Regions from separate parts of the Homo sapiens genome. Here region 1 is linked to region 2. Evidence: read pairs that join two places in POLR2A ChIA-PET (ENCODE). Cell type or tissue: PC-3. All regions are shown on one strand. Each heading gives the region's core, and the rest is flanking DNA. Links, peaks and the distances in the headings are about the cores only.

Region 1 (11,762 bases), core at 4,165-6,664, 59 kb before region 2:
GAGGGTGATCAGTTCTTTATAAAAATAAGAAAGAAAATTAGATCAGCGTATAGTGGAAAGAGGTCTTCTGCATTAAATAAGAGGATTAGAAAGATGTCATCAAGGTGGCATTTGAGCAAAGATTTGAAATTGGTGAGGGAATTCAGCATACAGATACCCAAAGGATACTCCAGGCATAGCAAACAACCAATGGTGCAAAGAGTGTAAAGCCAGAGCCTGCCAGACACACTCAAGGAATAGCCAGGAGTCAGGGTGGAGGGAGTTGGGGAGAAGGGAGAGGAGGAGACGAGAACAGAGAGGGAGTAGGGACCAGGTCTTTGCAGATCCTTGCAAGAATTTTGGCACTGTGACCTGATTATATTCATGTTCTTGAGGATCACTCTAGTAATGATCCAGAATAGATTTTAAGGAGGCAAGAGTGGAAACAGGGGCAACAGTTAGGAAGCTATTGTTATTTGAGCTAGGAACAATGATGACTTATTCCAGGGTGGTAGCGAAGGGATGGATGTATTTTGAGGGTAGAGCCTATAGTATTTTCTGATAGACTGGTAGGATAGGAAACATATGGGAAATATAACAGAAAGAGGAAATTCAAGGATGATGTAAAGATTTTGTGGCCTAAATGACTGGAATTATAAAGTTTTCCCTCTACCGAGTGAAGAAGATTGCGGTAGAGCAGGTTTGTGGTAAGATCATGAGTTCCGCTTTGAACATGCCACGTTTAAGGGTCTGTTGGACATCCCAGTAATGATGTTGAGCAGGCAACTGGGAACACGAGTCTGGACTCAGAGGAGAGGCCCAAGCTGGGAGATTTGTGTTTGTGAGTCATCAGTACATAAATGGCATTTAATCAAGGAAGTGAGCTTAGATGGAGGGGCAAGGCAGACCAAGTACTGAGTGGCTAGGACTTTCCAAAATGAAGAGTTTGAGAAAACGAGGAGGACTCATTAAAGGATACCAACAGAAACTGCCAGCGAAGTAAGAGTAACACTGGGAGAGTGGTGTCCTGAGAGCCAAGAGAAGGCATCCACGTCTATTGGGATAGAGAGACGACTGCACCAAATACTGCAGACAGGTGAAGTGAAGTGAGAACTGAGAAGTGACCACTGGACTTAGCAATGTGGCGGTCATCAGTATCCATGACAACAACAGTTTTGTTGGTATGATGTGGGGGTTGGGGGGTGAGGAGAAGCCTGATTGGAATGGGTTTAAGAGAGAGTAAGTAAACAGAAATTGGAGGTAATAACAACTCTTTTTAGGAGTTTTGCTATATATGGTACAAAGAAATGGAAAGGTAACTGGTAGAGGAAGTGGGAATAAGAGAAGATTGTCTTTGTTTTTATTGAACATTTTAAGTGAAGTATAACAAGCATACAGAATGTACAAAAAGCCTAGGTAAAATGTGAAATGTTTTTACAAGGTCAATACTACCCAAAACAGGAAATAGAATAGTACCAGCACCCTGGAAGAGAAGACTCCCTTTTGCCCCCTCCCAGGCACTGTGCACCCAAAAGTAACCAGTGTTTTGACTTTTGACACCGCAAATTTGTTTTTTCACTTTTTGAGCTTTATATTAATGAATTTAACGTGTGCACTTTTGTGTCTGGCTTCTTTCTCTAACATGTTTATGAGATTCACCTGTGCTGTTGTATGCAGGAAGAGCTAATTTATTCTAACTTCTATACAGTATTTAACTGTGTGTTATACCACTTTGTGACTTAAGTTTCATTCTCTGGATCTAATTTAATGAACAGAACTTATTAATTTTAATGTAGTAACATTTGTTAATCTTATCCTTCATAGTGTGTGATTTTGGTATCCTATTTAAGAAAGTTTGCATATGCCAAAATTGTGATGATATTCTTCTATGTTAACTGCTAGAAGTTTTGTTGATTTGTCTTTCATATTTAGATCTACAATGCTGCTGGAATTAATATACACGTATGGTGTGAAGTAAAGTGCAAGATTCATTTTTTTCTTAGTTGGTGGCACTGTAATTGGAAAAAAGTCTTTTCCAATTATAGTGTAACCCTTTCCGTTTTATAAATCATGTGACTGGATATATGTGGATATCTAGACTTTCTATCCTACTCAGTTTGTGGGTTTGTCTATATTTTGGCCATTTACAAAGCTAATTACCTTAGCTTTCTATTAAGCCTTGATATCTGACTGTGTAAGTCCAACTTAGTCCATTTTTGTTCAAGTTTGTCTTGACTGTTTATGGATGTTTTCATTTCCATATAAATTTAATAAATAACTTGTCAACTTCAAATATTAAAATGTCATCATGTTGATTGTAATTTTTTTAAATCTGCAGAGATCAATATGAGAAACAACTGGCATTTTGATAGTACATCTTCCACTTTATGAATCAGTGCTCCAATCTATGAACATAGTATATCCCTCCATTTTCTTTAGGCCTTCTGCAGTTTGGCTCAGCCTGTTTTACAGTTTTTTGTGTAAAGGTCTTGCATTTCTTTGGTTTTATTTATTCCAAGTATTTTATTTATGCTATTGTTTACTAATGCTATTGTAAACGGTATCTTTCTAAAACTTGTTATTTTCTACTTGTTTATTGTTTTTTTACAGAAGCAGAATTGATTAATTTTGTGTGTGTGTATATTAACCATGCATCCAGCAACATGGATGAATTTACTTCTTAACTTAAAAAATTTATCTATAGATTTTTATGGACATTCCACATATATAGTCACGTTATCTATATATGACACATATTTTTTCCTTTTTAATCTTTATATATTTTATTTCCATTTCTTGACTTATTTCACTGGATAAGATCTGCAATATAATATTGCATAAAGCTTTGATGAGGCTAGGCACAATGGCTTATGCTTGTAATCCCAGCACTTTGGGAGGGTGAGGCAAGTGGATCACTTGAGGTCAGGAGTTCGAGCCAGCCTAGCCAACATGGTGAAATCTCGTCTCTAGTAAATATACAAAAAAAAAAAAAAAAAAAAAAGCGAGGTGTAGTGGTGCACACTTGTAGTCCCAGCTACTCTGGAGGCTGAGGCAGGAGAATTGCTTGAACCCAGGAGGTGGAGGTTGCAGTAAGCTAAGATTGTGCCACTGCACTCCAGCCTGGGCATCTGAGTGAGACTCTATCTCAAAAACAAAACAAAACAAAACAAAACAAAACAACAACTGTGATGGAAGTATTCTTACCTCATTTCTGATCTCAGATTAGAGGACCATTAAGTGTGATATTTTCTACGAAGTTTTGTGGATATTCTTTACTGAATTAAGGAAGTTCACTTTTTTAATTTGTTATAAGTTTTGTTTGTCTTTTAATCATGAACAGGTATCCAGTTTTAACAAAAGTCCTTTCTCCATTTTTGAAATGATTCATTTCATTTCTTTATTTTCTTAATGTGAAGAATTATGTTGATAGATTTTTAATAGTTAAACTGTTTTTGCAACCGCGGAACAAGTTCACCTTGGTTGGGTTATATTACCCCTTTTGTATCTTGCTAGAATCAATTTGATAGTATTTTGTCTGAGAGATTTACCTATATATGCTCATAAATGGTGTTGGCCTGTTATTTTCCTTTCTCCTGGCAATGCCAAGGCCAGCTGATAATACCATGTTATCTCCTGACTCTCAGGAGCTGCTTTTTCTTTTCTTAGTCCCATTTTAGACCAAAGGTAAGCAATATTAGACCACAGGGCATTAGTCTAGGATATACAGCATTTTACCATTGCTATGATTTTGCTGATCAGGAGGTTGTCCAGCGAATGTTGCCTGTAGTTGGGGGAAGGTTAATGTCTTCTGTTCTTTTTGTTACAGGATGAGTTATTCAAACCTCTGGTGTAACAAGGGCTGTAAAGTAGCATTTAAGAATCTGAAAGAGATGCATCAGCCAGCTGCAACCCAGTGAGTGTGAGAAACCAAAGGGCCACCCACTCTGTTATTAGACCCTGAAGCAGAGGCCTCAGTTATCATCCCAGGATGTCCCAAAGTTCAGCTGGCCTTTTCTAGAGACCTGGATGCTTTTCTCCTTTATCCTGGTCCTGAACCGTTCAATGTGACCTCTAGAATTTATAAAGGCACAGCAAAAAGTGTTTGCTAAAACATAAACTTTCCCTTGGGTTATGAATTTAAATTTAAACTAGCTTAGAGCAGAAATCATGCTTTCTTAAGAAGTAGTGACAGAGGGTCACAGATTCTACTGGGAACCACAGAAATAAGACATTGACCCCTTAAGGTGGGCAGGCTCATTAAATAGAATTATATAATTTCTGCAAAGCAGGCTGGAATGTCTCTGAAGAAAACAAACTGACCATTGTAGCAAGGATAGCCTCAGGAAATTTCAAAGTCTATTAACTTCAAATCATACCTATTATTAGTATAAATACTTGCTATTTTATCTTTGGTCAGTCAGCATGCCCAGGCAAAGGCAATTAATCGAACTGTTTGAACTATGTTACTTTCTGGGAGAAGCTAATATGTTAAGGGTAAACACACATCTGTGCTAATGTAGCCTAGTATGCAATTTTTACTTTTTCTTTTTAAGTAGAAACCATCATCATCAAACAAAATTTAATCAGCATTATTCAAAGAAGTCTCTCTGTGCAGGAGAGGTAAGTTCCTGCTCCTTAGGGTGAGGGAAGAGAAAGACTGGCTATAGAGTGTTGCAGTAACGAGTAGTGATGTGTGAAGAGAAATGAACAATATTTCATAGGAGGTCAAGAAACGAGCTGTATAAATGGCTGAGTGTTTGCAGTCAGCAGGACAATCAGAAAATCTGTATAGAACTGAGAAATACTACTGATAATAGTTTGGATATTTGACCCGCCCTAATCTCATGTTGAAATGTAATCCCTAAAATTGGAGATGGGGCCTAGTGGGAGGTGATTGGATTAGAGGGGGGGGATTTCTCATAAATGGTTTGGCACCATCCCCGATGCTGTCCTCATGATAGTGATAGAGTACTCATGAGATCTGGTTGTTTAAAAGTGTGTGGCACTTCCCTTCTTCTCTCTCGCTTCTGCTTTCACCATATGACTTGTCTGCTTCTCCTTCCGCCATGATTGTAAGTTCCCTGAGGCCTCCCTAGAAGCAGAAGCTGCTATGCTTCCTGCACAGCCTGCAGAACCGTAAGATAATTAAACCTCTTTTCTTTACAAATAACCCAGTCTCAGGTGTTTCTGTATAGCAATACAAGAACGGCCTAATACAGTTACATTTTGTGGAAACCCTAGGACTAAATCCACTGAGTTAAATTTTAAAAAACAAATACACTTTGCTATTGCTGCTATAGCTTTTAGATAAGGAGGAGATGCCTTGGTTGCTGGTCCTAACGAGAGATTTAAAGAAGCAAAAAGGGCTGAGTATGGTGGCTCAGGCCTATAATCCCAGCATTTTGGGAGGCCGAGGTAGGCAGATCACTTGAGCTCAGAAGTTCGAGACCAGCCTGGCCAATATGGCGAAACCCCCGTCTCTACTAAAAATAGAAAAAATAGCTGGGCGTGGTGGCGCCTGAGGCTGAGGCAGGAGAGTCGCTTGAACCTGGGAGGTGGAAGTTGCAGTGAGCCGAGATTGCACCACTGCATTCCAGCCTGGGTGACACAGCGAGACTCCATCTCAAAACAAAAACAAAAAAACAAACAAAACGGAAGCAAAAAGACCTCTGATGATTCCTTGTAAATGACTCAGTACCTCCAGTGCTTGTTCAGACTTTCCATGAACAAAAGAGAAAATGATTTGTGAGTCTAAATTCCTTTAGTAAAAATCTTTTCATAGACAGTTATTGTTACAGTCTTTGTGCTTCAACAGGAGCTTGATGTTTTTTAACTTAAAAAGTATATAATCATAAAAAGATGTTTGTTAGTATATATGTGTTATGTATAATTAATCTAGGAAGATAATTCTCATTTTGCTTTGTCAGTTATTTTGAATTATCATAAGTTTGGTAAAGAAAAGACATTGCAAAAGAGTTTTGAATTACTGATGTGCTTTGACTGTGTCCCCACCCAAATATCATTTCAAATTGTAATCCGAATTGTAATCCCCACATGTTGAGGGAGAGACCCGGTGAGAGGTGATCAGATTATGAGGGCAGTTTCCCTCATGCTGTTTTTGTGATAGTGAGTGAGTTCTCACGAGATCTGACTGTTTGATAAGTGTCTGGTGCTTCCTCCCTCTCTCTCTCCTGTCGCCTTGTGAAGAAGGTACCTGCTTCCCCTTCACCTTCTGACATGATTATAAGTTTCATGAGGCCTCCACAGCCATGCAGAACTGAGTTAATTAAACCTATTTTGTTTATAAATTACCCAGTCTCAGGTAGCATCTTTATAACAGTATGAAAACAGACCAAGTATCTTACTTAAAATTTAGGGAATTTTATTCAAACCCAATTATTTCTATTGCCTTTTCTTTTGTAGGGTAAACAAATAGATCTTAGTGTTACCTAATGTCCATTTTAAGAAACCCAAAGACAATTGAGGTATGAAAGACATCTTAATGGCTTTATTATTCTGAATTTGAGGCTTGAATTTAGGAAAGGCAAAATAAAAAATAATTGCTGAAGAAGATAAACATCCTACAAATGTCATAAGTATCTAAAGAAAAACAGGTTTGTAGGCAACATTATAAAAATATACAGCAATAACATTAACAATGATAAGGAATATAGTTTTGTTTCCAAAAGCAAGGACTATTTTTAAAAATGACTAAAGACTATATCAAAAAGTACCCAAAATTAACAGATTCTGCAGAATCTCTACCAATCTGGGCATAAAATAACTTAGTCATTTTACAGAAAAAAAAATACCCAAATTCTAATGTTATTAGTTTTGTGCATTATTAGTATAATAATTTATTAATCACTGTTTACATGTGTGTGAAGTTTGACATACACAGATATATAAATGTAGAGATTTATTGCCTACTTAGGTAATAATTTAAAGCATTTAACTATGGCTAAAAAAGAGAAATACAGTTCCTAACAGCTGGGAGATAATTATAGTTTTTTAACTTTTGAGTTCTTTCTTTCCTTCTTTAGTGATTTTCTTAAAGACTCTAATCCTTCCTCCAGATGCCACCTGCCCCCACCTGGCCCCAAGTTGAATTCTTTGGCCTCAGTCCTTATCTTCTTTGTACTTGAAGCCACAGTCATGGTGCCCCCCAGCCCTAGTTTTCATTTGAAGGGCTTGTTACACCCATAGCCCCTGTTGAGGGAAGGGCCCTAGGCAGGCATTTGCTCTGTCATGGGCAACCACCAAGTAGTTACTAAGTCTTAGAAGACAGACAGAAAGTGATGGGCACCCATCCCAACGGCAGCCAAGCCAAAGCATGGCCTGTGACTTTTGAGGTGATCTATGAATAGCTCATCCTAAAGAGGAGAAAGCAGGTTTAATCAAATCTTCACTCTCAAAAATTCAAACTGATAAGAACAAAAATAATCTAGCAGTGTGTCGCCATGGCTGAGGTTGCAAGGATTCATGAAAGTTAGAGCCCATTTTACAGAAACTGAAGCCAGAGAGGCTATGTCACTTGCCTAAGGTCGACTAGCTAACCTGAACACTGCTTTACACAACACTTCATGGCCACTGAAGAGTCACAGGACAAGGGGTAAGGAAGCCACTCAATAGTGGCAAGACACCAGGAGCCATCCTCATAGAAGCAGAGATGCCGCATTAATGCTGGGTAAAGCTTCGAGGGAGAATCCCCAGACTCTAGCTGAAACCCTAAAGCTCTTCCATCCTTATCCAGTCTCCAGGAATCTCAGCGATTGCAGGGTTCTTGCTTTGGGACCTGGATGAGCTCTCCATCTTCCTTATTGCCATGTGGACCCTAATATTAACTCCCCACTATTACTTGAGCTAACATGAAGACATTATTTTTCTTTTCCCAAAATTTTTATTTTGATATCAACCACTTACCAAACCATCAAGAAAGATAATATTTCAAAGAAAAAACAAAAACAAAAACCAAGAAACAGGGATATAGGTATCAAACCACAATTATCCCCCAAAACACTGCTGTTGCAAAAAGGATAGAAAGCCAAAATCCCATAGACTATTAGAGAATACCTTTAAAAACAAGCAAAAATATTTTGTAAAGGTATGGTTTTCACTACAGTGTGTGGACAGGTTCAAACAGTGGATAATCAAAGAAAATTCATCTTGTTTGGCCTGGGAATACAGTAAGCTTTCTTCTATTCCAGCTGAAGAAATAAAAACAAACCAACATGAGCTTCTGAAGTTAATATTGAAATTGTCTTTACCAACTGAAGGTAGCATGAGAATAAAGGCAGAGAAAGTGAACAAATAGCAAAGACAAGTAGTCTTGAAATTCAGTCTCTACCTATAATCAATAAGCTTGTCTAACACAGCCTTCCTACAGCCTTATCCTGGGCTTCACATCCCTCCTCCAAACTTAGAAATACCTGAATTTAGAATGCACATCTCAACCCTCTTGTCTTGTTTCACCTTTCTCTATGAGTTCTTTACTCAGGGGTAAGGGCTCACAGTGCAGAGGGAAGTGTTATTTATTATTCCAGCTACTGTTAAGATAAAGTGAACCAAGCTCATCAACAGAAAGAATGCCTACAGAAATCAGAACTTAATAACTCCAACTGGGTGCTTTGAAAAGACATTTCCAACAGGATATTTAGTTTTGCTAAGAGAGCAGCAATCATTTTAAATAATGATGTCCAGGGCTGACTTTTTGCTGGTTCACCTGGGTTCCTACTCGCCAGTTGTCTATTATGGCTGGCAGCTTTTCTGGTTGGTCAGTACTACTGCTCAACCGATAGGTTCATATTCTGAATATCACTCTTGGTTATGTCATGGTTTCTGTACCTATTATGTGAAAGGAGTCCTAGAAAAAGATTCACCTGTGTAGACAGACTTGTATACATAAGTAGACATTCACATATTGTTGATAAGCATTGGCTAATTATTTTACTAATGAACTCATTCAATAGCCAGAGTTTCAGTTCCTACAATATTGTTTTCCCTTCCTCTCTTAGCAGAGATGGACAAGAAAAATGTATTTCCTGTACTTCTTGTTTGTTTCTCAAGGCTTGCTTACATTTCTCTGCTTTATCTCCCACTAGTCTCCTGTGGTTTGGCTGGACTGGTCTACTTGGTAGATTCCCAGTCTGCCTGAAAATTGACTTGCCCTGGTGCCTTTGGCTGTGTCTGACCTTTAAAGGCTTCCATGCTCTCCCAGAATAACATGGTAATTATTCTCAAAAACCAATGCCAAGCCTACCTCCTCTTGAGGCCTTCCCTAGAACACCAACTAAAATCAGTACTTTCTCTTAGTTTTCTAGTACTTAGTAGCTTCACTAATACTCAGTGATGATTTATTGCTTGAAAATATTGTAGCTTATTATATAATTGCATGGATAGGTATTTTTATGTGCTTATATGTGATCTAGCCATTTAAAGTGCAAACTCTTTGAAATTTAAAATTGTAAAATGGACCCCAACACTTAGCATATCAGCTGTGAACTGTGCAGAATAGATGGAGTTTTGTCCTAAGCTTGCGAGAGACATTAGGTATAGAGTGTTTTCCCTAGCAGTCAGCTAAATCGTGAGCTTGGAGCTCAAAATGCAAGACTTGGAGGGCTCATACAGTTAAATTTTGTCAAGATCAATGCTGCAACTTCCACATTTGCATTCCCTTTTCCTTTCCACAAGTCACAGAAAATGTAGAAAGGCGGTAGGTATGGGAGAGGAGGAAGAAGTTGGAAAATTATCCAATACCAGGAACCCCTTAGGGTGGCGTTATGGGGACGTCACAGGAATGTGAGAGGACAGGAGGGAAAGCAGGGAAAGGCATCACCAAAAAAGTGATGGGAGCATGCCTCCTTTATAATTTTGCAAAGCCTTCTTGATTTTGTGCCTTAAAAATGAAATATTTCATAACAAAACCTAATTAATGTTTGAATTATGACCTGACCTAGGTACAAAACTATGGTAGGCAGAATAATGCCCTCCTGCAAAGAAGTCCATGTCCTAATCCTTAGCCCCTGTGAATATGTTATCTTATGTGGAAAAGAGACTTTGCAGATGTGATCAAGTTGAGGATGTTGAGATGGGGAGATTATCTTGGGTCATCTAGTTGGTCTTAATGTCATCACAAAGGTCTTTATAAGTGAAAGTGGGACAGAGTCAGGAGGACATGTGCTGCTGGTTTTGAAGGTGTAGAAAGGGGCTATAAGTGGAGAAATGCAGAGAGCCTCTAGAAAAGGCTAGAAAATGCAAGGGAACAAATTCTCCCCAAGAGACTCCAGTAAGGAATAGTTTATTTTACCCTGGTACCATGACAGGCTTCTAACCTACAGAACTTTATAACAAAAAATGTGCACTGTTGTAAGCAGCCAAGTGTGGTTATTTGTTACAGTACCCACAGAAAACTTATAAAACAGCAAATGCAGTGCCTCAAGCACTTTATGGGAAGACCTAAGTGGGACACCCAACATAAACTGGGGAGCTCAGGGAACGTTTCCCTATACACAGGAAATAAATGGAGAAGGAGTTTCCAGGTCAAAGAGGAGGAGAAAGAACATTCTAGTCTAGGAGTTGGGGGTGGGGGTGAGACAAGAGCAACAAAAGGAATAAGGTAAGAAACGAGAGTTGGTTTGGAACACTACAAATCATCCAGCCTTGTTGAAAAACAATGTGGCAAGAGATGAAGCAGGAGGGGTGGATGGGGGAGAGCAAAGCAACTTCTCTCCCTGGAGAAGTGTTTAGGCTTTTAATAAGAGCTCATGGGGAGACAATGAAATGTTTTAAAGAATGGTGTGTGTTTGTGTGTGTGTATGCGCACGTGTTAGAGGCTGGAAATGACAGTAAAATTTGCATTTAAAATTGCACTAAATATATGTATGTGTGTATAGACACACACATGTATTTTAAATGCAAATTTAAAATAATATTAAAATAAAATAATTTTAATACATTTTAAATGCAAATTTTAAATAAAATAAAATTGCACTAAGTACACGCACACGTGTGTGCGCGCACACACACACACAACTTTCCCTTTCAGCAAATAATCCCTGAACAGAAATAAACAAGAGCGATTTCAAATATGAGCCTGGGTCCAAATGCCACAAGCCACAGGCTCTGAATGTCACAAGGCAGGGTGTTAGATTTACAATTAGACCCTCTTTGAACGTGGGTGACAATTCACAGTGTTCTTCAGGAGAGGAGACTGCATCTGCTGCTTTCTTCTGCACCCTCAATCCCTCCTCTTTTTAGTGGAGTGAGTAGGAGAACGGATTTATTCAACGAGGGCACTCTGGGTGGTTTGGGGATGCTTTAGTCCCCGGGACCTAATCTCTATCAGACCCAACCAAAGCCATTCCGAAAATTATGTAATAGCAATACTTTTTCTTAATGTGGATAATCTTAAAAGTGTAAAGATATACAGCTCTAGGAAAATTTTAAATGGTTTGTACATATGCTGTCATAAAAATAATAATCAAAGGCAGTAGCTGTAAGAGAAATCCATAAACATCAATCCCTGCCTCATCCCTAATCCCCCAATATCCAACCTCTGAGAAACACCACTGGAGTTTTAAATTAATAATAGTTTATAGATTCTCCTGAGCTTCCCTGTGGAGGTTGCTAATATATTGTAACTCCACACTCTCATGAATCCTGAGTTTACTCTGCTCCCCTCCACAAAAGTTTTATTAAAGTTACTGAGAAAATAGTCTATTTGCAGAACTATGAAATAAAACTATGATTTCATTCTAATTAGAATGACCACTTTCACTTAAAGT
Region 2 (11,762 bases), core at 5,334-7,833:
AAACTCCTGACCTCAAGCGATCTGCCCACCTCGGCCTCCTAAGGTGCTGGGATTACAGACATGAGCCACCATGCCTGGCCTATTTCTTACATTTTTTACGTAACTAACATTCATTCATTCCATATAAGTTGGGACATATGGATAAGCAAATAGAACAAGAAAATCACTGATAAAAGTACCATCCCTGGATACCAAATCAGCATAGCTGGGTATATCTATGTTTTGTGGGAATCTATGTGCCTGTTATATACCTGTGTGTACATACTAACTATAGAATATATATGGCACTGCACTGTGCCTATTGTATTCTCATTTTTAAACTTTCATTCATTTTTCCACATCACTAATTATGTAATTACTTCTACACTTAATTATTGAGTGGCTACTACAGTATAGGCACTAAATTCTAGAAAACAATGTTGAACAAAATAGACATGAGTCCTGCTTCCTGGAACTTACTGCCTAGTGAGTGAATTTGAAATGCCTCTTTATTCTGGACTAAATTCTTATTGAAGCTGTTCCAACAGCGAATCAGCCTATTGTGGCTCCAATAGCTTACTGCTTTAATTATTGTACATCTGTAATATGTTTTAATTGGAGAGGTTGTTTTAGAGTTGGCATCATTCTCAGATCTTTCACTTCATATGGTTCTGGGCTCTGCTCATATCTAATTAAGTGCCCATTCTTATCACAAAGTCAATGTGTCAGTGGTACTACAGCTTCTAATTCAATTTTGTGTTCTTTAGTTGTGCCTATTTATTTATATTGTTCCCAATGAGGAGTTTATCTTCCTAAATAAACTGACAACTTAACCCCGACGCTGTACATTATTCAGCTGGCCTGTTGGTTAAACAGTTAGACAAGGAAGGTGTATTTGTTTCCATTGTACTCCGTTTGTATATTCCAAAATTCAGCAAATAATTACCGACTATTCAGCAATTATGCCACAGAAATATACGTATGTCCCTCTCCTCTCATGAAAACTTCTTGGTTTGTGGCAGACTCTCTACAGTAATGTGACAGAACCTCTCAGTGTTGTCTTAGAGTCTCTGTACGTAGCTCAACCCAAGCCAGTGTTTTCTTTTTCTTTTTTCTTTTTTTGAGATGGAGTCTCACTTTGTCACCCAGGCTGGAGTGCAGTGGCGTGATCTCGTGATCTCGGCTCACTGCAGCCTTGGCCTCCCGGGTTCAAGCAATTCTCCTACCTCACACTCCCAAATAGATGGGATTACAAGTGCCCACCGCCACACCTGACTAATTTTTGTATTTTTAGTAGAGACAAGGTTTCACCATGTTGGCCAGGCTGGTCTCGAACCCCTGACCTCAGGTGATCCTCCTGTCTCAGCCTCCCAAAGTGCTGGGATTATAGGTGTGAGCCATTGTGCCCAGACTCAAGCCAGTGTTTTCTAACACTTGTATAAAAAAAGGCTTCAAATAATAACAGTATCTGATGAGTGACTTTATGTTCTCAACATTTATTTTCTTCAACAGATAAATCTTTCCTTCACAGCAGTGGATGTTACTACACCCATTTGAGCTTTAAAAAGTCCAAGCCATATTAATTTATTTATTCAACAGATATTTTTGTGTGTTTATGATGTGTCAGGAAATGTTCTAAGTGCTGGGTATGTGGCTATGAATGTGACAGATTGTCCCTGATTTCATCTTACTTATACTTTGAAGAAACAGACAACAAACAAATAAACAAGCAAGTACACAGCTTGCTTAGGAAGTGCCAAGTTCTCCGAGGAAGAATGGAAGAGTGTGGGGAGTCACAGAGTAACAGGGATTAGGGAGGGCATCCCTGAGCACATGTTGGACCAGGTATCCAAATACCTAAATATAGTGACTTTGAGCCATAGTGATTCAATTTATTTTATTTTATTTTATTTTTATTTTGTTATTTGTTTTTTAGGGACAGGGTCTTACTCTGTTGCCGAGGCTGAAGTGCCGTGGCATGATCATGGCTCACTGCAGCCTCAACCTCCCAGGCTCAAGCAATCCTCCTACCTCAGCCTTCTGTGTAGCTGGGAATACAGGCGCACACCACCATATCTGGCTAATTTATAACAAACAAAAAAAAAAATTGTAGAGACAGAGTTTCACTGTGTTGCCAGGCCTGGTTTCAAACTCCTGGGCTCAAGTGATCCTCCTGCCTTGGCCTCCCAAAGTGCTGGAATTACAAGTGTGAACCACTTCACTCAGCCTCATAGTAAATAAATTTCTATCCTATTCCTAGTGAATAGCTTATTATAAAGCTTTTAAGCTAGAATAAAATGTGCAGGGGTACACTGTCTTGCACTGCAAATTTAAGGTCACTGCCCATTTTGGAATTCCTAAAATAACAGGAGGAACTGATTCAGTTTATGAAAAATGATCATCAGAGCTTGAACAACCTTTTAAACCCAGCAACTTTTGAAACCATAAAGACAGCATCACTTTCTCATTCATGCTAAAATCGTTTGTCTCTGTTTAGTCATGCTACGTATTTTGTTTTCTTTAATCCTGAAAGCTGCTCCAGGAGAGCTAATGTTGACTACATTTTGCAAGTGACAAAACTGAGGATCTGAGAAGTTAAGCAGCCTGTTTAAAATCATTCAGCAAGCAGGTGGCAGAACCTGCATTTGAGTCTGCTTAATTTTGCAGCACATGCCTGCCCATCAATATCTGCTTATCTGGGTATTTGGGTGATATGGTTTGGCTGTGTCCTCACCCAAACCTCATCTTGAATTGTAGCTCCCATAATCCCCATGTGTTGTGGGAGGGACCCTGTGGGAGATCTTTGAATCCTGGGGATAGTTTCCCCTGTACTGTTCTCATGGTAGTGAATAAGTCTCATGAGATCTGATGGTTTTTTAAGGGGAAACCCCTTTCGCTTGGTTCTCATTCTTTATTGCCTGCCTCCATGTAAGACGTGTCTTTGCGTCTCCTTTCCCTTCTGCCATGATTGTGAGGCCTCCCCAGCCATGTGGAACTGTGAGTCCATTAAACGTCTTTCCTTTATAAATTACCCAGTCTTGGGTACATCTTTATTAGCAGCGTCAGTACAGACTAATACACTGGGTGATTAAATGTGTGTGTGTGTGTATGTGTATACATGTTTGTGAAATATATATGTGTAGCCAATATATTTTTAAACACCTGGTTATAACATTAAATTTGCATAGTCTTTTACGTTGATTTTAGTCATTGTCACAGTTACTGTATTAAATATTTTCTACCTTACTTCTAGCTTTCAAGTAATGGAAACACCTCCTTTTTTCCTGTGGTGGTCTTTCTATCCTAGCAGTTTTTTTCCTCTCCCTATAGGTGATAAAATTGACTCATATAACCCTATCTTTTAAAAAATGTTTAATTCTTCTTAGCCAGTTTTAAATATCACCAGAAAATTTCTGCTTAACTCTACCGAAATTATTTACTTTCTTTCTGGTTTTGCATATCTTTCATCATCTTAATTTACAGCTCTGACACTCATCTTATATTTCTTGCATTTCTAGTTTCTTCGCTAAGGACCTGCTCCTAGGGAAATGCATTTTCAGAAATTACTCCATTTTCTAAACTTTGAAGATTATCCTACTTTATATAAGCACCATCATCCTTTAAATTTAATTCTGGAGTGTGTTGCTAAAATATTAAGTATGCAAAAATTATATTCTTTGTGAAAACTATGTCAATAAACTATCCTTAGACAGAGCCATAATAATGGCAGGCATATTCTGGCCAGTGATTTGTAGTTTTTAAATAAAACTCATGCATATACTGTCCTAGTTAAAGGAAAAATCAGAAAAGTCTATGAATCAAGACTAAATGCCTAAATCTGGTAGATGAAACAAATCAGCATGGAATTTAAAATAAATTGAAGAGAGTCTAACATAATAACTCCTATGCTTTTGTATTGTTTGGTACTGAATTGGTCGAGAAACTGGGAGCTTATTCTGGGGAAAACCTAAGTAGCTTTTACCTAATTGTCCTGTCACAGAATATTTTCATTTCAATCATGCTTGTCATCAAGGGAGTGTGTTTCAAATTGCTTTGTCAAGTGTAAAGTACTATAGAGAGGGACTTTTTTCTAGGCACGTGCTTGGCCTATAATATGTGCCTGCCCTTGTTTGGAGTGTATAATAGATTTATATTCATTATATGAGGAAATCTTCACCATCAATTGATGAAATCTGAAGTACATTTCCTTGGTGAAACTTAGCTTCACTCTTGAAATTTCACAGTGAAATGATGATTGCATGTGAAGATACTGGCTCCATCTTTGAGTTATTATTCATGATAAATGCTGGGAGCTAAGAAGAGGCACAATTCAAGGCTGACTCTAAACCATTAACTTAATCCAAACCATCAGGTGGAATTTCAGAAAATACCTTGTAGGCCAGGTGCAGTGGCTTTCACCTGTAATGTTAGCACTTTGGGAGGCTGAGGCGGGCGGGTCACTGGAGGGCCAGGAGTTCAAGAGCAGCGTGGCCAACATGGTGAAACCCTGTCTCTACTAAAAAAAATACAAAAATGGCCAGCTGTGGTAGCACGTGCTTGTAATCCTAGCTACTCGGGAGGCTGAGGCAGGAGAATCGCTTGAACCCAGGAAGTGGAGGTGGAGGTTGCAGTGAGCCATTGATGGCTGTAATGAGCCATCTGGAGGGTCTATTGCCATCTCACTGGCTGCAGCAGGGAGGCGTGGCAAGGGCTGCATTCTCCATGGAGCCCACAAGAGCCCCACCCCTACTGGGCACAGCTGCAGCTGTTTGAACTGTGGCTGCAGACTCAGGAGTCCCTGCACTCCTGGGGGCCTTGGAAGGCCCCCCTTGCCCTTGCAGGCTCGGAAGTGCCTGCTCCCACTGCCTGGCTTCTCCCTGCTGTTGGCACCCTCCCCAATCTCGGAGCAAAGTTGGGGCCAAGCCCAGGCACTGTCACAGCTCAGCTGGGTGTGTGCATGCTCGGGTTAGAGCTGACATGCTAACCCCCTTCTGCCTCAACCCCCTCTGGACTTTGGGCACCACTGAGCATGAGAGGGAAGCCAAGGGGGTGCTGAGGGCAGCTTGGTGCTGGCCTGAAGGTGCCCCTTGGCACAAACAGCCTGGGTGCTATGAACCACAGCAGAAGGCAGACAGGCTCCTGGGCAGAAGGGGGCAGGTCTCCAGTGAGTCCTCACCTTCAGGACAGGAAGGGTCTGAATGCTGGGGGCCGGGCTGCCAGTCTTATGCACTGGAGTAAGAACTTGTGTTGCCTTTTGTGGGCCCATTCATGGCTGCCCATGGAGCAATCAGCACATACTTCCTTCCCCTCTGAGGCCATGAAAGCCCCAGGCTTAGCCAGAGCTGGGCAGACACTGGGATGACCAGCTGCAGAGAAGAGCTACCCACTCCAGGGCCTCCTCTCTACTGAGAATCAAGCAGATATTGGGACAACCTGCCTGCAGAGAGGAGCCACCCACTCTAGGGCTTCCTCTTTGATGAGAGCTGCACAGACGATGGGGCAGCCAGCTGTAGAGAGGAGCTACCGTCTCTGTTGATAGCTGAACACTTGTTGGGATCACTTGCCTAGCAGAGAGGAGCTACCTTCTCTGCTAGGAGCTGGACACTTGTCAGGACACCCTGGCTGCAGAAGGGAGCTGCCCCCTGCAGGTTTCCTCTGAGCTGTTCTATTGCTCAGTAAAGCTCCTCTTTGTCTTGGTCACTCTACACTTGTCTGGGTACCTCATTCTTCCTGGTTGCCAGACAAGAACTCAGGACCCACTGGATGCCTGGGCTAAAAGAGCTGTAACACAAACAGGGCTGAGACATGCCCCTTGCTCGCCATGTTGCAGGCAAAGAGAAGGAAAGAAGAGCTGTGGCCCTTTGGGCAGCCCAGACCTGGGAGCTCCCTGAGCCAGGGCTGTGACTCTCTCTTTGGGGCCTTGCGGTTCCTGGCATCTCCAAGCTTCTGGGTGCCACCGTGTTCCCCGGTGCCAGCTGTGGAAGCTGCTTGTGGTGCACCTGGTCTAGCCGCAGCCTCGCAGAGCCAGCACCCATGCCAGTACCCGGCGCTGTGTGCCCCACTGTAGCAGTCGGCATGTTTGACTATACACAGTGGCCGGACCCCACACCACTTGCTCACACACCCCTCACCATTTCACACCTGACTCGCCCTTGACAGGCATGAGACCTAGGCCAGTAGTTCACAGCCTGCCAGGCTGAGTGAACAAAATGAGCCCAACGGAACCAAGTAAAACTCTGGCAAAGGCGCCACTGGCCTCAAACATTTGCGGCCAGAAAAATGACACCTTGTAACACTGAGATCGCGCCACTGCACTCCAGCCTGGGCGACAGAGTGAGACCCTGTCTCAAAAAAAAAAAAAAAAAAAGAAAGAAAATACCTTTTAAACTATAATTACATGACTCTCTAAGTCTGTTCCTTGAAAGGGAAGGGAGCTGATGTTCTGCTGTTCATCACTTGTCATCGTTCCCCCCAGCTACCTTTTGGTCGCAGACACTTTTATATGGGTGTGTCCTTTAAAGTGCAACCCACTGGCAACTCAGCATTGCTCATGATCCCTAACCATTTTAAGTCTCACTTTCCAGATCTGGGAAGTGAAATTGCTCACTTGACTATGTTGTAGAGAAAACACTGGCTCTGGACAGGAGGAAACAGCTTGGCATTGAGCTCTGCATGAATAGGATGTGGGGCACTGGAAGTCTTTGGAATTCAATTTATAGTTATAAAAATGGTACTTGAGGCTGAGTGCGGTTGCTCACACCTACAATCCCAGCACTTCGGGAGGCTGAGGCAGGTGGACTGCTCAAGTCCAGGAGTTTAAGACCAGTGTGAGCAACTTGGTGAAACCCTGTCTCTACCCAAAATACAAAAATTAGCCAGGCATAGTGGTGCACACTTGTGGTCCCAGCTATTCGGGAGGCTGAGTGGAAGGCAGGTTTAGGCTTGGAGGTGGAGGTTGAAGTGAGCCGAGATACTGTATCCAGCCTGGGTGACGGAGCCAGACACTGTCAAAAAAAAAGGCACTTCGACTAGAAAATCATAACCAATTGCCTTTACTCTTAAAATCTGTGCCAGGCACTAGCTGAGCACTTGACGTATTTTTTTATCTCATTTTAAATCTGTGGAGAAGGCGTTATTATTATATCTGTAATTCAGATGAGGAAATTAGGCACAGAGAGGTTAAGTAACCTAAATGAGGTCATGTAACCAGTGAGTGGCTGTGCTAGGATTTGTACCTGAGAACTTGTGCTCTAACCACTCCTGTTCTTAGCTGTTGCATGAACTCCCAGAATTATGAGAGTGCTTCCAGATGTAAAATATTATGTTCATATGACACTTGTTTCTTCCAACAACTTACACAAAGTAGGCAGGACATGTATCATTTACCACTAGTATAGATATAAAGAAACTAAGGTTTCATAAGAAAATTGAGGCTATAGAGGCCATGAACTTATATTAATAGTAAAGAGCAGATGGTACCTATTTTCATGGGGTTTATAATCAAGAGATCGCAAAAGAAAGACGAACATGTGATTGATATTGTGGGTATCTTTAACAAGGTTCCTTAAAAGTTCTTTTCATTTGCCTGTATTTTTAAAACTCTGTAAAATAAAATATGGATACTTCAGCTGTTGAATTTCAGATGCTAAATCAGAATACTCTATTTTAGTCCCTTGGTAAATTATACATTTTTAAAGGAGTATCTGCATCTTCAGAGATAATATTTAGTGACTTTCAACTGGCTATTTTCTGTGTTCTATAGCATAACTGCAATAACAAACTTGCTGCCAACGAGTGAGGCAGGTGTTGGGTTGAATAGAAGCATTGAGGGTGTAGCTAATAAATGTGTTAGCTATTTGACGTCTGCATTTTTTTTCAATTTTAGAATAAAGAACTAAAAACCCAGGTAGCACTTTCATCTGAAACTCCTAGGACAAAGGTATCTAAGGCTGTCTCTACAAGGTAAGGTCTCTGTCCTCTTCCACCCTGTCTTCACAACCTATGTTGAACATGTTAGACATTCAACCCACTCAAGAAAGATTCCAGTCTGTCACTGCTTATGTAATCATTTGTTTACTGTTTTTCTCCCAGTTTCTATTCAGAACTGTGTTAATCTTGTTCATCATTTAATCCTCAAAGCCTAACACAGAAATACTAAATAAATTAATGAACAAATTTAGATATCTCTTTTTTTCTTCTTTGCCCTAATTAACAAGCCCAATCTCAACTCCAACACCTAGACATTACAGATCATCTCCTTTATTGTCTTTCTTCTTCTGTTGCTCAAGTTTTTTATGCCATTGATGGACATTTTAATCTTTAATTGTTGGCATTTTTTGAAATTGCTATGTTGTCAACTCTAATAAATTATTAATATAAATATCACCAGGGCAAGAATAGTTCTTTTTAATTTCCTGCATTGCTAAGGACAAGGTTCTTCAACAGCTATCTAATAATGAATGATTTCAAGCGATGATGATGACCTACTAAAGAAATTGAAATGATGGTTGAAACCATCTAAGTCATTTTTTTAAGTTAAATTTTTGTTGTGGTTGTTGGCAGAATCAGAATCTGGGCTCAAATCTCATTTCCACAAACCCCATGAAATTATCATTTAAAAGAAAACATAGTCTCTAATTATATGTATCATTCAAAAAGTGATTAAAAACTTCGTCTTCTAGCAGCTTTTGAATTTCCCAAGCTAGTCCCTCTAGGGAAGAATCTTATTTTCTAAACGTCTCTTCAGCCCAGTGCCGGAGGTGGAAAAATCAGACCCACTATGATTAGCATCAGTCTAGGAATTCAGGAAGATTCTTCTCTCTTTAAAACTGCCTGAAACAGTATTTCACTTTGCTAATGATGTATGTAATTAGAGACTAGAGATGAAACTATTATGATTCAAGTCCTCTAAAATCTTTTGGCCTCCAGATGCTTGTTAGAAACTTTTTGGCCACTAGCCCTGCAACTTCTAGAAAATAAAAGAAATGAAGCCTCAGAGGTTTCCCAGGAGGAGAGGAAATGCCTACATTTCAGAAGCAGGGAGAGTCGAGTCACTTCAGTTGGGGAAGATGTGAAAAGTTTGGACTAGGAGGGCAAGCGTGACATTCTAAGGGAAGGAAGGATGGCTAATATTTTGCTCCCTTCCATCTTTACCATTCCCATTGGGATGGTGAAGCACTATGGCCAGTCCCAGCTGCTTGGACCCTGGAGGGAATGGGGCCAGAATGGAGCAGACAATGAAACAGCTGGTTATCTTCATATGGTAACTACTCTAGTATTGAATGCTGAGACTCTGGCTGGTATATAGGGGTCATGTTGAAGAGAATGCTTTTTTTGGCCAACGCTTTAGCTACAGCTATTAATTAGTATTTAACTAATTAATAGTTAAAGGTTTACTGTTTAAAGATTTTTCTTCTCCCTGTGACTTGGGAAAGGCCAAATGGGGGAAATTTCCTAATTGAAGTGGTGAAATGAGACTGAATGTCCCCTTTGTTCTGTGATTTTTGATAGAAATTCTCGTATTAATTATGTAAAGCAGCAGTCCCCAACCTTTTTGGAACCAGGGTCCAGTTTCATGGAAGACAGTTTTTCCATGGACCAGGGTGGAGAGGATAGTTTCGGGGTGATTCAAGTGCATTACATTTATTTCTATTTTTATTACATTGTAATGTATAATAAAATAATTATAAACTCACTATAATGTAGAATCAGTGGGAGCCCTGAGTTTGTTTTCCTACAACTAGCCAGTCCCATCTGGGGGTGAGACAGATGTTCAGGCATTAGATTCTCATAAGGAGCACGCAACCTAGATCCATCGCATGCACAGTTCACAATGGGGTTCGTGCACCTATGAGACTCTAATGCCATTGCTGATCTGACAGGAGGTGGAGCTCAGGAGGTAATGTGAGCGATGGGGAGTGGCTGTAAATACAGATGAAGCTTCGCCCTCTTGCCCACTGCTCACCTCCTGCTGTGTAGTCCTATGCCTAACAGGCCATAGACTGGTACCAGTCCATGGCACCAGTCATGGGCACCCCTGATATAAAGGCAGGACTCACATTTGCAAAATAAAATATGGCCCATTGGTTGCTTGAAAAATGTAAGTGGTAGTTTGGTTTGGTAAATCTGGATTCACAAATATACAATGGAATTAACTCTAGGGAGAGATTTGAGTATAAAGATAACTGTTAAGACTGAAATTAGAAAATTATGTACACATAAAAATTTAATCTTGGCAAATCTCTACACATTCTCTCAGGGAATACAAACAAAAAAGGTTTTTTCTTTTTTACTTGAGCTTTAGAACATATAGATCTTCCTTCCTTCCTTCCTTCCTTCTTCCCTTCCTTTCCCTCCCCTCTTCCCTCTCCTTTCTTTCTCTCCCCTTCCTCCCCTACCCTCCTTCCCACTCTCTGCCCTTCCTTTCCCCTCCCCTCTTCCCAACTAGTCCCTCCCCTCCCCTCCACTTCCTTTCATTCTCTTTGTTTTTCTGTTTTGACAGGGCCTCACTCTGTGGCCCAGGCTGGAGTGCAGCAGTGCAATCATAGCTCATCTTAACCTCAAACTCCTGGGCTCAAGGGATTCTCCCACCTCAGCCTCCCCAGTAGCTAGGGCTACAGGCACACTATCACACCTGGCTATTTTCTTTTTGTGGAAAACAGCATCTTGCTATGGTGCCTAGGCTGGTCTTGAACTCCTGGGCTCAAGTGATCATCCCACCTCAGCCTCCCAAAGTGTTGGGATTACAGTCATGAGCCACTGCATCCAGCCTGATGTTTCTTGAGTGGTTTGCTTGAGATGAGGGGCCATGTTGTTAAACAACAATAATAAAATATGCATATGTATATATGTGTGTGCATGCATACATATGTCTGTGTACATATGTATATATATACACACACATACTTACAGTTTTAAATACTAGAATCACACAGTGAGGAAATAAATTCAGGCTATGCAAAATGCATTGAACTAAAATAGCCTGGGGGAACAGTTGATTTGTGTTTTGTCATCTCCAACTCACTCTGGGGAATGTCTTCACCAGGTGGAATGGCAGATACAGGCTCTTCCTCTCTCCGGCTTCCCTCATGCTCCCTCATTCTTGTCCTGTTACATCTAGCAGAATTTGCATGCATTAAATGCTTTCACAATGCGATTCTACTGTATATCATGGGGAACTGGTCAGAATACATCTATTAACACATCTCTTAGAACAAAGCAGTTAGTTCAGATTTGATGTGAATAGTATTGTGGTAGTTGAGTATGGTAGTCTAGCCATAATCACTAGAGTTTAACATTCTCCATTTTGATCATCGTGTTGTCTTTTCTACAGTGAATTGAAGACCGAAGGTGTTTCCCCTTATTTAATGTTGATTAGGTTACGGAAATGAACTGGCTGGATGAAGATCTGATTTAGAAAGACTGCGTGAGTCTTATTTATTCTCTGAAACACAGCCCAAGTTTCATGTTAAAATGGCAAAATGCCATTATTTAAATGGAACTTATTACATACCAATGGCTTTGCAAGAAGATGACATTTCAGAAAATCAAACAAATCTATATTTAATGGATGGACTCTTCAAAACTTACCAAATAGTTGAAGAAACCAGGTGCCTTCTCATGATGGAAGACAGATTCTGCTTTAAATTAAAAAAAAAAAAAAATCTGAATCTTGTTTTCAGATTTTTTTTTCTACTGGGATTGTTTTAAGATTGTCAATTCTGACTTTTTTATAGTGGTTTTTAAGAGTATAAATAGAAGGGAGAGTGTATATGTGTATGAAT

The links. ChIA-PET counts read pairs that join two places held together with the same protein. Peaks named below come from ENCODE experiments on the same cell type or tissue, not always from the same donor. Only the 100,000 strongest peaks of a DNase experiment are listed, where the experiment ranks them.
Region 1: POLR2A ChIA-PET joins it to region 2 with 16 read pairs; 2 of 35 experiments call an interaction of 5 or more read pairs at or near these places.

The regions. Positions count from the first base shown.
Region 1 is chr18:54,962,277-54,974,038 of GRCh38, reverse strand. No RefSeq gene overlaps it. Among named protein-coding and RNA genes, the nearest start is that of CCDC68, 8.7 kb to the right of the region's middle. RefSeq lists an enhancer at 4,900-6,099. In PC-3, for the core only: no CTCF peak of the experiment used is centred there; a DNase peak (open chromatin) is centred at 5,658; H3K27ac peaks cover 1,285 bases.
Region 2 is chr18:54,903,965-54,915,726 of GRCh38, reverse strand. It overlaps CCDC68 (coiled-coil domain containing 68), which reads left to right. Exons shown (of 12, transcript NM_025214.3): 11 at 7,865-7,941; 12 at 11,312-11,762. The coding sequence ends at 11,369. Among named protein-coding and RNA genes, the nearest start is that of CCDC68, 50 kb to the left of the region's middle. RefSeq lists a silencer at 9,592-9,823. In PC-3, for the core only: no CTCF peak of the experiment used is centred there; no DNase peak of the experiment used is centred there.